Regions from separate parts of the Mus musculus genome. Here region 2 is linked to region 1. The links are chromatin contacts, found by Hi-C or POLR2A ChIA-PET in ENCODE. All regions are on one chromosome and are shown on one strand. Each heading gives the region's core, a stretch centred on a gene start or an enhancer-like site at or near the end of the contact. The rest is flanking DNA. Distances are from core to core; before and after follow the strand shown. Region 1 holds the start of Galnt15 (polypeptide N-acetylgalactosaminyltransferase 15). Region 2 has its middle 13 kb from the start of Dph3.

Region 1 (6,594 bases), core at 2,928-5,427:
GTGAGAACATCCAAAGATCTGAATGTTTAACTCGTCAGGTGTTAAGAGGAGCTATATTCCCAAAGAGAGCAGGGAAGAGGCCAGAGAACGGTGTGCATGAGCAGAGGGGCTCTGGGATGTAGAAAAGAAGGAAGCTCTGGTGTCCAAAGTGCATGAGACACAGAGGTGAAATGGGCTGCATGAGTGGATTTCTGAGGGAATAGACCGCTTAGCATTTTGGCCAAGGAAGCAGATAAAGCCCTGGACTGGGAAGGTTAATTTAGAGTTTGAAGTGAGCAAGGTAGGAGAGGATTAGACAAACGAAAGCTCTGTACAGATAATGGTGACACTACCCTCTCAGCCTTCCATGTTGGGACCTTTGGTGGCAACATTCTTGTTAACCTCAACATGTCTCAGAAATTCTATACTACATGCCCCAGGGTCCTGACCTCTTGAACTTGAAAGGCGTACAAGCTTCCCAGCCCCCACCCAAGTCTGACAGTCTGAGATTGGAGACTTGGAGACCAAGAGGTCTGGGTACTGCATCAGCACTGGGCTATTGGGGGAACATCTGCATAGATACTGTTGTGTCAGAGAGAGGGAGAGAGGGGGGGAGAGAGAGACAGAACCAACCAAGTCAAAAGTAGAAACATTTCTTCTTTTTTTTTTTCAATTTTTATTAGATATTTTCTTCATTTATTTTTCAAATGCTATCCCGAAAGTCCCCTATACCCTCCCCCTGCCCTGCTCCTCTACCCACCCATTCCCACTTCTTGGCCCTGGTGTTCCCTTGTACTGGGGCATATGCTTTTAATTATGGCAGACAGGGAAAGAGAGATCTTTTCTACCTCCAGGGGACCACTAAAAGGAAGACTCTGGCTATAAGACAACCAAAGATTGGAGACTTGGAGACCAAATTTTGTACTGGGGCATATAGAGTTTGCAAGACCAAGGGGCCTCTCTTCCCAATGATGGCCGACTAGGCCATCTTCTGCTACATATGCAACTAGAGACACAAGCTCTGGGGGTACTGGTTAGTTCATATTGTTGTTCCACCTATAGGGTTGCAGACCCCTTCAGCTCCTTGGGTACTTTTCTCTGGCCTCCTCTATTGGGGGCTCTGTGTTCCATCCTATAGATGACTGTGAGCATTCACTTCTGTATTTGCCAGGCACTGGCATAGCCTCACACGAGACAGCTATATCAGGATCCTTTCAGCAAAATCTTGCTGGCATGTGCAATAGTGTCTGTGTTTGGTGGCTGATTATGGGATGGATCCCTGTAGAAACATTTCTACCTGAAAAATTTTAAAGCTCACATTCTAAGATCAAAATCAAAACAGAAAATAATGATCAAACTCACTTCAAGAATTCACCAGTGGCAATGTCACCCACATCCATCAAAAGAAATGCAGCCCACAGGAGTGGTCAACTACCCTTCACCAAGATGGCCCGTGTTCTCCATCCCTGTGATGGCTAATCTTAATTGTCAACTTGACTTTACCTGGGATCATCTGAAGAGAGAATCTCAGTGAAGGACTGTCTATGTTGAGTTGGCCTGGGGAATGTCTGTGGGAGATTGTCTTAATTGATGTCAGAAGACCTAGTTCACAGCGGATAGCACTATTCTCTATTCAGGGGGTACTAAGCTTTGTAAGTAAATCTAACTTAGCACAGGCAAGCCAGCATGTGTATATTTATTTATTTCTTCTTGACTGAATGTGATATGACTATTTGGAGATCTCTCCTTGACTTCTGTACCATGGTGGACTATAACCTGGAACTGTAAATTTAAATAAACTCCTTTCTCCCCTAAGCTGCTTTCTAATAAGCTATTTTACTGCAGAAACAGATATGAAACTAGAACCCCTTCCCTCTGTTGTCTGCACCTGCTCTTACTGACCTCAGATCGCAGCCTCAGTCACCATCTACATGTGGGTGGTTATGCAGCATCAGAGCTTCAAGCCAGGCCTGCTGCTCCCATCCAGGAAACAGAGTGGACCCAGCCAACTTTATCTTTCCTTGGCCATTACCTGACCTTGCCAATGTCACATGTCCTCAGATAATCCATTGTTATTGGCCTCCTTCTGCCTGCTGCCTGCCTTCCTCACTCAGGTGGTAGCGACCTTAGTCTTACAATTTCTCAGGGAACCCTTCCATGACCTTCCTCTCCCCGACATGCCAGCTTTATCAGTGCACACTGTAAGTTCTTTCTAAAGTCTGTCTGAAGTCATTCTGAGCTTCAACAATAATCCACTCTTGGCTTCTGCCCTTTGTAATCTCGACCCAACAGGTGGAGGGATTCAGTTAAGACCCAAGTCAGAGGTCTCTCTTCTGCCCACAGGTCTCCAAAGGCTCTCGTGCCACTCAGAGGGGAAGCCAAGGTCCTTTGCATGCCCTACAGAGCTGTCCTCCATCCCTGCTCTGTCATTGCTGATAGATCTGCCTCCTTCACTCTACTCTCTACTCTGCTTTAGCTCCACAGCGCTTCAACTCCCATGATGCTCTACCTCCTATAGTGCTCCCTCCACGCCTCATTACAAACTGAAACACTCCCCAGGGAGGGAGGGAAAGGCTCCGGAGGTGAGCAGAGGATTACATGTCTGGGAAGTGGAAACCGGAAGATTCTCAGAGACCTCTCCCCTGCTTTATAGAGGTCTCCTCTGAGAAGGAGACTGAGCAGCGGAGCTGCAGAGATTCATTGGACCCTTCGGCTGCCTGCAGGTTGTGCAGAGCTCGGGGTCACAGCTTTCATGAGCTATCACCCATGGTGGGCCGCTTTGCAATGATGCAGCTGCTTTTCTGCACCACCCCTCTTCCTGTAACCCCTGACCCATACTCCTGTTAGTAACCCCAATTAAAACTCATGACCCACCAAACGACTTTGGTGCAGTCATTACTTTGGTCTGCTGTGGGATTCTTTTCTGGGGACGTGTGTCCGTCACACAACCATGTTCCATCTCCGTTTTCCTTCACTCCCATTGCTCCATGCTCCCTCCCATTGCGCTGCCTCTGACTGCTCTTCACCTCCCGTCATGCCCGCTGCCCTGTGCCATCTCTCATTGTGCCCCATTTCCCATTATGCTCCATCTCCCAGCATGCCTTACTTCTCAGTAATCCACCGCCCACCATGCTCTGCCTCCTGTCATGTCTCCTTTTGCCTCTGCTCCAACCATGCCCTCCTTATCTCCCTTCCTTTGTGCTTCCTCACCTATAGTGGCTCCATCACAGTGCGATTGGCCTGCTATGCTCTGGCCCGCTGTTCCCTATACCAGACCCACTCCTTTCAGAGCCTCGCCTTTGTTACTCCTTCTGTGACTCTCCCCATTACACAGATGCTGGTTCTTCTAGGAAACACACAGTGCCACTTCAGATTGATTTTTAACCTCCAGCCCATATTCCCCAGCTCCCATCTCTGCCTCGTCCCCGCCCCCCGCCCCCTGCCCCTCCCCCTTGGCCCTTGACATAGTCTGACCTCCAGACACTAACAGACCATCTCTCCATCTCCCTCACTGTCATGTAAGCACCCGGAGGTCCCAGTTTGACTTCATTCTCTGTTATACTCCTGGCCCAGGGAACAGTTGGGGGCATATGGCCGGCAGCTGCTCATTATGTGTGTACAAGCTAAATGGAGTTTGAAGACTGAAAGAGCTTGAAGTATGCCTGTCCTCCATCAGCCTCCAGGTGCTTCTGAGGAAGCCAGGTAGCCAGACTTACAAGGGCTCCCTCTGCTCCTCACTTTTAGAAAGGAAAGGCTAGTGGGGCCCCAGGAAGGAGCCAGGCAGATTGCCTTGGGAGATTGAAGGTGCTGACAGGCAGCTGGCTCCTGGCATCTGCGTCACCTTGGCAGCCTGTCCAAACCAGAAGGGAATTCTCCTTCCTGCTCTTCTGGGTGGGGAGAGGATGCCTCCCTATGAATGGTGCTCAAGTCTGAACTCCTGGGAGGTTGCTGTTTTGGATCGGCTCTTGGGGTGACGCTGTGTGGCTGTGCAAAGCCTGGGAACACGGGGGCATTAGGACCAGGAGCGAGACGCACACTTGGCTCCCTGTCCTATCTGGCAGAGGGTTCCTGCAGAGCTGGAGGTATGTGTGAAAGGAAACCCCGACCGTGCCTGCCGGCTTTACATCTGTTGCTCTGACCTGACTCAAGGCATCCCAAGGAGGATGTCTGTCATCTTGGCTTGACTGAATCCCCCAGCAACTCGCCCCAGACAGCTTGTAGAACCTGACCACTCATGCAGAGGGGGAAAGAACATGGGCTAATCACCAGAGCAGGATGGACAAGAGCAGGGTGAGAGAGGAGCCAACAACCGGAGACCCTTCTCAGAAGACAGCTAACACTCAGAGAGGACCCAGGAGCCCAGGCTCTGGTGGCTTTCTGATTCTAGAGGGCAGTGGGTCTTATAAATGCTACGTTAGCATATAGACGTTAGCAAACGTCTGGTGGGATAAGAGGTGCAGGTGGATGGCAAAAAGCCTTTTAGCTGGAATGAACAGCCCAGGTTCAGTTTCGAGCTTGAAGGTACCTGGATAGCAAGGAGGAAGCAAACTTGATCAGGACCTGTTGCTTCGTGGCGAGTGGCTGCGACATGCTCCCGAGGAAGCGACCCAGGAGTGGACGTTCCAGGCTTCAGTTCCTCCTACTCTTCCTGACTCTGGGATGTGTCCTGATGATGGTGATCCTGCTGCATCCTCCCCCGCCCACCCTGCACCAGGCTGTCACAGCTCAGGCCAGCAAACACAGCCCTGACACGGGGTACCGCCTGGACTTTGGAGACTCTCAGGAGTGGGTCCTGGAGGCTGAGACTGAAGGTGATGAGTACAGTCTCTTGGATGGCCTGCCATCCTTCATCTCCCTGCAGGAGGATCAACTGCTGGTGGCCGTGGCCTCACCCAGAGCTAGGAGGAGTCAGAGCCAGGGCAGGAGACAGGGCAGCTACCAGTTCATCAAACACAGGAGCAGGAGATGGGATGAGGAAGCCCTGGAAAAGGACTGGAGGACCGAAGAGGATGGGGAGGAATCAGAAGAGGTGCTGACCCCACTTGGCCCGGACTCAGATGGCCTCAACAAGCCACTCAGTGCCCGCCTGCCCCTGAGGAGAGTCCTGCCCGAGGTGCGACACCCACTGTAAGTAAGGGCCCTGCCATCTCTTCTCCAGTCTAAGCGTGTGACTCAGTGGTAGTAAAGTCCCAGGTGCCAACTCTGCAGTCTGCCTCTCCCATCCTTAGGACAGTGCTCCCTTAGGACAGTGCTCCTTAAGATGTGGGCCCTGGGGCCAGATATCAGCCTGGCTGATGAAGTGCCTGAATTGGAGATCCTCAAATCCTGTCTCAGACCTGCTCAGTCAGAAGCCCCAGAGTCACTGATGAGCTACTAACAAGTCCCGAGGGAGGGACGATCTCATTCGTTCATTCTCTTCCCAGGCCTGCCTTTAGTCCCCCTAGGTCACACAGTGAGATGGGAGCAGAAGCTTCGAGGAACCTTCCATCTCTCTCTCATGCTGACTCCAGGGCAGTCTTCACGTTGGGTTACTATTAGTGTTTACCTTTATCTGGGGTCAAAGAAGCAGATGCAAGAATTGCAAGAAATGTCTACGTACTTCTTGCCCTGTGCCTGGTTTTAATCTAAGAGCTTTCCCTGTGAGACCCATAAGGCCCTAGAAAAGTCCACTTGCACTGTACGAATGTTAGCCTCACGCCTGGTTTGTACAGTTGAAAGTAAGGCACAGAGAGGCCCTGCAGCTTGCTCACTGCAGCTAGTAAGTGTCAAAGGAGAAATTTGAATTGTGGCATTTAAGTGCCAGGGGAGCCTGTAGCGTCACTTTCTGCTCCTCTCCTTGGTCCCTACAAGAAAGGAACAGTTCCAATGCCTGAGAGTTCGTGTGTTGCACTGCCTACAACTCAGCCTGCAGGGCGCCCCACCCCAGGATTCAAGCTTCTAGATGTATGTGACATGCAGATTTGTGCCCAGGGAGACAGTAGCTCACTCTCTAGTCCCCGGTCCCTTCCCACCATGAATAGCCACAGAGACAGACAAGAGATTGCCTGCTCACATCCAGAAGCAATGTGGCTGGGTAGCTAGAGTGGCCTTGGGCCCTGCCCTAGAAGCCATGGCTCTTTCCACAGCCCATTGAGCTTTCTGGAAAGCAAACATCATCTATCCCTGGAAGCAAAATGACATGTGTGGGATAACTAGGAGCAGGGCCGGGACTCTTTGGACCCCTAACCCCTCTCAGCCTGGTCGCTGAGCCACTCACGTGCACAGGTGTGCAGATCACTGGGAGCACGAGCCAGTTTAGGTTGTGTGTCCTGCAATACTCACCTGCCCTGAGTCCCAGTTCTGCTATGCTAACTTCACACTTTGGCTATAAAAGTTCTTCCCAGGACACTCCTGCCCTGCTCTGGTTTCGGGCTGTCTTTGAACTCACAACACCTTGTAGAACAGACATGGCTCTGAGTGTGTGCATTTCTGCAGTGCCTGCTTCCCCTGCTGTGTTGAGTCTGCAGAAGGTCAGGAGCGATTGCACACTGCATGACCCAGCATCCCGCACACCCCATACAGCTGCTGGATGAAGGAACAGCTTAGCAGTTCATTCCGTGCGTGTTCTCACTGGCT
Region 2 (7,033 bases), core at 3,570-6,069, 45 kb after region 1:
TTCAGACACCAGAGGGCTCTTGTCTGAGATCAAATTTTGAAAGTTTTGTCTTGATCACTTTCTGGGGGCATTTAGATTCTCATTGTGTGGCTGAAACAATTCCAGATCTCATGTCCTTTCACCCCAGCATTGGAGTTACCTACTGCTGTATGACAAGCTCCCTTAAAATAACTGCTTCCTTATCATGGCTCACAATATGGGCTGAGTTGGGGTTGATTACTCTGATCCATGCGCTACCAACTGGTATCACTTAGTGCTCCCTGGCTGATCTAATCTGGAAAAGCAAATGAACAAGTCCCTTGATGCATTTGCTATTAGAAATATCTAGAATGCTAGGTGAAGTTGGGTCCTTTCCTTCCCATCTTCTTAGGGCTCCTTGGGTCCCTATAGCAGGGGAGTCCATTTCTCAACACAGTAGCTCAACATGTCTAGAGAAAAAAAACAGTCCTATCAAAGACCACAAAGGGAAGCCACCATCCTCTGATGTAGTCTTCCATCTTCTTTGGTTTCCAAGGCAATGACAGGCCAAGCCCACTTCAAAGGAGAGGGAAAGAGATCTCATTATCAAAGAGTAACAAGATACACATAGCCTTCTTTAAGCCATCTCTACGAAAGCATCCATAGGTCGAGCTGCCTATATCCCAAATCACTGCAACAGTTCAATCACTCTGACAGAGTAGCCTGTGCCTGCCCTGAACCAGTTTCTAGGACTAAGAGCTTGAGAACTGCTGGCTGGAGCTGGAGGAAAAAACAATTCCAGCCAACATTATGGCTCAAATATTCTGTAGGAAGGAAATGGTGGTAGAGATAGGTGGTGTGGTGATTTGAATACGGATGGCCTCCATAGACTCGTGTGTGTGTGTGTGTGTGTGTGTGTGTGTGTGTGTGTGTGTGTGTGTGTGTGAATGCTTGGTCCATAGGGAGTGACATTATTAAGAGGTGTGGCCTTGTTGGAGTAGGTCTAGCCTTGCTGGAGGCAGTAGGTCACTAGGGACAGGCTTAGAGGTCTTAGAAGCTCAAGAATGGTCAGTGTGTCACGATCTCCTTCTGCTGCCCGCAGATCAAGGTGTAGAACTCTCAGCTCCTCCAGCACCATGTCTGCCTGCACACTACCATGCTTTGCACCATGAAGATAACAGACTAAACCTCTGAAACTGTTAGCCATCCCTGTAATGAGTCAGGATTGAGGACAGAGGCAAGAAGGAAGCCTCGGACTCGGAGGTCTGGTTATAACATCTTATTTATTCATAAATAGCAAATAGCAAAATGGGATCACATTCTTTCACACACATACTTCACTGACCTCCTGTCTGGGCCAATGTCGTAGCCTGGTTTGATGGCTGCATGTCGGGCAAGGTTCTCAACGTGTGCAGGCTTGTCTCGTTCGGTAGTGGGCATCCAAGTTGGTGGACTCGATCTCTCAGCACAACGGCATCTCTGTGGGACTCTAGGAGCGACTGAGTTGCGATGGCCAGACCAGGGTATTTAAGCTACACTTAATTAAGGCCTTCACACATTACTTCATCAGGCATTTACCTTACTTCAACGTTATCATGCACACACTCTAGGCTTGGTTTCCATGATTACATTCATCCATGGTATTGTTTCCTTACATCTTGTTCATTACATTACAATCCCCAAATTAAATGTTTTCCTTTAAAAGAGATGACATTGTCGGGGTGTCTTTTTTTTGTTTGTTTGTTTGGGGTTTTTTGTTTTGTTTTCTGTTTTTTCGAAACAGGGTTTCTCTGTGTAGCTCTGACTGTCCTGGATCTCACTCTGTAGACCAGGCTGGCCTCAAACTCAGAAATCCACCTGTCTCTGCCTCCCAAGTGCTGGGATTAAAGGCATACGCAACCAGTGCCAGCAGTTGGAGTGCATGGCAGAGGCTGTTCACATCATAGCAAACCAGGAAACAGAGAGCAAGTGAGTTGACCTTCAAAGGCCCACTCCTCATGATCCACTTACAGCAGCTAGACCTCCCCTCTTAAAGGTGCTACAAGCCCACCCCACCCCCAGCACCAACAGTTAAGGAATGCACATTAAAAACATAAGCCTCATAGAAATGTTTCACTCAAACTATAACAGAGTCTGAACAGGGGTTGGGGCAGATGGTTTATTTGGAAGGTAATCCCAGGAAGCAAGAGTGAGAGAATATGGGGAATGGAACAGGCAGGGAAGAAAGGCCAATGCAAGGGCGTTGTGAACACTGTGATTTGTGTCTCCATACTCTTAAGGTTTCACAGAACATGTGCCAGAACTAACCAACCAATGAGAAGCAGGTTAGAACACTGCCCACCCACCTCTTATCTCTGATTGGCTGAAGGCTATTATGCCTTATAGTCAGCACTTACAAGGAAAGACAGGCCGCAGAACCATCTGTGAAGAAATCATTGTAGAGAAGAGGCGAGGCTCCATTTTTACCTGATCCTCAAGTCAGTTGAGTCTAAGCCCCCAGGGAAGTGTCCTTCAGAACAGAGGCTGAAATGAGGAGGAGGAAGACAGAAGTATCACCTGCAGTTAGGAACCAACCAACGGAGGCACCCAGGGAATGCTTTCAACCTCCTTGTGTGGAGTTAATCAGTACCTGGCCACCTTCCCCGGGATGCACATCCACCAGCCAGTACCACCAGGAACACAGTCAATGATCCATCCAAGTCGGGTTTGTTGGTGCTTGCTAAAATGAGGAAGACCACACACCATGGGGTGCTGTGAGTGTCTCATAGGAAGGTATCAAGGGAGGCTTCTCAGGTGACCATTTGTGTTCCATGACTTCACATCATTACAAGGATAAGGACAAACCGTCTTACTCTGAGTTCCATGCTGTGCAACAGAACAATTTTGTGACAGAGCATCTTAATTATCTTAGTCTGGGAGGCTGTGGGGGAGTAGAGTAGGGCTAGACCCATAATTAATTGGGAAACACCACTTTTGTTTGCCCACAGACTAGACTACTTACAGGTGGCCTGTGGTCTTGCTTTTGTCTTTGCTTAAATGTTGTACTGGTTAGTTTTTATTGTCAACTTGACACAATTTAAAGTCACCTGGAAAAAGAGAGTCCCAACTGTGAGACTGCAGAGATCAAAATGGCCTGTGGCCATGTCTTTAAGAGATTATCTTGATTGATGTAGGAGGGCCCAGCCCACTGTGGGTGGCACTGTGCCTAGGCAGGTGGAAGCTGGTTGAGCATGAGCCAGCGAGCAAACTGGCAAGCAATGTTTCTCCATAGTTTCTGCTTCCACCTCCTTGTCTGCCTTGAGTTTCGGCCTTGACTTCTCTTCTCGATGGACCGACCTGGAAGTATAAGGCAAATAAACGTTTAAAACAGGGTGGTTCTCCATGTTTGCGAGCTTTTCACTGCTGCAACACAGTACTTGAGAGAGTCAACTGAAAGGAAGGAAAGTTTATTTCTGTCCATGGCTGGCTGCCTGGCTCCGTTGTTTCAGGCCTGTGGTAAGGCAGAACAGCATGGTAGAAGAACATGGTGGAACAAGGCTGTTCACCATATGCTGGCCAGGAAGCAGAGGGGAGGGGGCCAGGACAAGAAACCATTCCAAGGCCGTAACTCCAGGACCAATCCCCTTCAACTGCCTCCTGCCTCCTGAGTTCCCAGCACCTCCCAGCAGGTCCTGACATTGTGAAGCCATGGATGGATTAATCTGTTAATGAAGCCAGAACCCCTCTGAATATTACTGCCCTGGGGACCAAGCAACAGGAAGCAAACTAGACACTGTGGCCTCATCTTGCTGTCAGTTACAGCACAGCTTTGACTGATGTCAGTTCCATTGTGTTAAGTAGGGACAGGATTTCAAAGCCAGGCCCAGTGGCTGATGTCTTTTTCTTTCCCTGGATTTATCTGACACAGGCTCTGCACCCCAGCTAAAGTGGCAGGCATGCACATTAGCCCTGCCAGGTGGCTCTAAGTTGCAGTCCACTCAAGGAGCACAGGGGACAGGAGTAGGGGCAGATCCAAAGACTCTTCTGTCTCTAGCAAAGCTCTTCCAAAATCTGGCAGAGATGTTCAGGCAGCCTCTCTCCTTCGGTGACTCATAGCCACAGGGCTCATGGCTGAACATCAGAGTGATGCCAGTAACAAGGGAACTGACAAGGCCCACCCATGCGTTTCCTGCCATTCAGGCGAAGGCGAAGGCGGCAGAGCTGGATGGTGACAGCTCAGATAACGTGCCTGGCCACAAGAACCCTGCTCAAGCTAATGGAGCCTGGTTGCTGGGGAGGAGAATGACAGATACTCTTGACTGTTACAAAATCTGCTGGCTGTCACCTTACCCAGGGCAACATTACATATTCAGAATCTGCAGAGTAGTTTCTGGGACAGCACTGATATCCAGCCAACACAATGACTAATGTCATTCAAAGGCCAAGTTAGGGCACAGGACAGGCATCCTAATGCCATCAGGAAACGAGAGGCTAAAGGAAGTCAGCACAGTACACGGCAGAGGTTGGCTCCGATGCCCTGTGCCCTTGAGTAGACCATCGAAGTGTAGGAATAGAGGCAGAGGAGCATGTCTACCTCTCTACAGACAGGGAGCTGAGGAAGTGCTTCAGGAGAGGCCTGTGGCTTCCTCCAACTCTGCCATACCTCCAGCTGACCCCTGGGACTCACATCAGCTTCACCACCAGCACACAGACCACATAAACTTTAGTGAGGATCCCAACTCCTCTGTGGGAGCTCAGCTTTCACTCTCACTGCAAAATGGATTCTTCCAGAGGCTGCACAGGAGACGCATATCTCCCCTGGGTCCGGGGCACACTGGCCACCCTGGGACCACGCCATTTATAGTCTGACTGTACGGTTTAGTAAGCACGGCAGACACAGATGGCAGCACACTCCCTGCACATCCTTTGCCAGCAGCAGGGCCACCGAGTTCTGTGCTGGCTCAGATTTCCTCTAGGTCAGAGCCCAGGGTCACCTGCACTCTGCCCTGGGTGTTCTCTGAAGGCGGAACAGTTCATGCAGCAACTGTGTTTGTCAGCCTTTTATTGCTTTAGCAGAGTACTTGAGAAAGCCACCTGAAAGAAAGAAGGACTTACTTGGTTTCAGAGACCTCAGCCCATGGGTGGCTGGCTCTGTTGTATCAGGCCTGTGGTAAGGCAGAACAGCATGGTAGAAGAACATGGTGGAACAAGGCTGTTCACCATATGCTGGCCAGGAAGCAGAGGGGAGGGGGCCAGGACAAGAAACCATTCCAAGGCCGTAACTCCAAGACCAATCCCCTTCAACTGCCTCCTGCCTCCTGAGTTCCCAGCACCTCCCAGCAGGTCCTGACATTGTGAAGCCATGGATGGATTAATCTGTTGATGAAGCCAGAACCGCCATGATCCAATCCCTTCCTAAAAGTCCCACCTCTGGCTCCTGCTACCTTGGGGAGCAAACCTTCAACACACAGGTTTTCAGCAGACACCCAGTCTCTTTCTTTCAGGTAATTCTGGGTGCATTCTGTGTACTTTTCAGGATGGCGCAGCAGAGCTGGGTGGTGACCTTAATAATCTAGCTTTTCCTCTGGCCCTGTGATCCCCACCCCCACACTCCTGCTTTTCAAACTCATCTCTTGCTCTCAAACTACCTGCTTCCAAGACCTCACCCGAGGCTGCTGCCAGGCAAACCCAACGTGAACATCATAGTACAGCCCTCCTCGGTTGTGTCTCTTCCCCAGCTTCACAAGTTGATGCCCTGAGCATCTATTCTCCTACTCAAGGCCACAGGGCACAGCTGTCCAATTGCCTCTGAAATCCTACTGCAGGGCACGCAGTCCACCATAGGGCTGGTCCCACCCTAACATCACCAGTGAAGTCTTTCCACTGTTTGTAGATCTAGGAAGAGAAGCAGGAGCTACTGGGATAGGACATCCTGCTGAGAATGAGGGCCTGTCTGCAGTACCGCTTTTAATGCTGTGGTCGCCCCCGCCCCCGCCCCCGCCTCCGCCCCCGCCCTGGCAAGAACAAGTTAGGGAAGGGCAGTTTGTTTTGGCTCGTGGTCTTAGAGAGTTTTGCCCTGTGTGTTTGAGTAGAGCACACACCCGACACCGTGTGTGATGGAGAAGCTTGTTCACCTCATTGCAGGCAGGAAACAGAGAAAGAGGGTTCTAGCAAAGGGCCAGGGCAGGGTGTAGCTTCCACTATCCCCACTTCTGCTGTACCTGCTCTTCACGACTTTCCCATCGCGCATCAAGGGACAACTCCGTTAATCAGGTCGAGCTCTCAGAATTTATTGTCTGATCACTAACCCCTCTGAACCTGACACTTGGGGAGCATTTCATACTCAAATCATAACAGATCTCTTCTCTAAAGCACACCAAGATGTGTGACAGTGAGAGCACCGACCACCCCAGGTCAGTGGAGCCTTCATCCCCTTGAGTAAAAGGACACACAGACCCCAGTGAGCACAACAGATGGAAATGGGGGCTGTCTGCACTTGCAGCAAGGGCATGTTTTTAAGTGCTTCCCTCCACCAGGCTAGAATTCATCCTAAGGCATTTGTGGCCAGTCACCTCTGCACATAGGAGGTATCCTTGGGTGCTGACAGCTGGCATCATCTCTTCTGCGAGGCCGTGACTGCAGCATAGCTTCTCCGGTGCCCATCAGGCACCTACCTTGTAATCAGGTCTCCTACTTTGCAATGAGATGATGAATGGCAAATTACTGGATTCCAAAACAACACACAGAGGCTCCCCTCTGTGTGTGCATGTATGTGTGTGTATTTGCGTGTGTGTGAGTGTGTGAGGATGCAAATGTGTGAATTTGTGTGTATGTGCCTTTATGTGTGAGTGTGTATGTGTGCAAATATGTGAATTTGTGTGTATGTGCCTTTATGTGTGAGTGTGCATGTGTGTGAATCTGTGTATGTGTGTGAATTTGTGTGGATATATGTATTTGTGTGTGAGAATGTGTGTGAATTTGTGTGAGTCTTTATGTGTGACTCTGTGTGTGTGTGTGAATCTCTGTGTATGTATGTGCATTTTGTGTGAGTATGCATATGTATGTGTGAGTTTGTGTGCTTGTATGTGTTTATGTC

Evidence for each region. A loop is a pair of places that touch in the nucleus more often than their neighbours do. ChIA-PET counts read pairs that join two places held with the same protein, here RNA polymerase II (POLR2A).
Region 2: a loop to region 1 is called in a map of adrenal gland, with 3 times the contacts of the local background. The contact joins the enhancer-like site here to the promoter of Galnt15 in region 1. A Hi-C loop is called at or near these places in 10 of 37 maps with a recorded cell type or tissue (adrenal gland, gastrocnemius, heart and 1 more). POLR2A ChIA-PET finds 5 or more read pairs at or near these places in 1 of 5 experiments (Patski).

The regions. Positions count from the first base shown.
Region 1 is chr14:32,024,926-32,031,519 of GRCm38, forward strand. It overlaps Galnt15 (polypeptide N-acetylgalactosaminyltransferase 15), which reads left to right and starts at 4,178. Exons shown (of 10, transcript NM_030166.3): 1 at 4,178-5,106. The coding sequence starts at 4,568.
Region 2 is chr14:32,069,229-32,076,261 of GRCm38, forward strand. No RefSeq gene overlaps it. Among named protein-coding and RNA genes, the nearest start is that of Dph3, 13 kb to the right of the region's middle. Within about 2 kb of position 4,820, at least 2 of the 3 ENCODE cell types and tissues checked have a DNase peak (open chromatin) inside an H3K27ac peak, as active enhancers do; they include gastrocnemius and heart, where a contact is called at or near this core.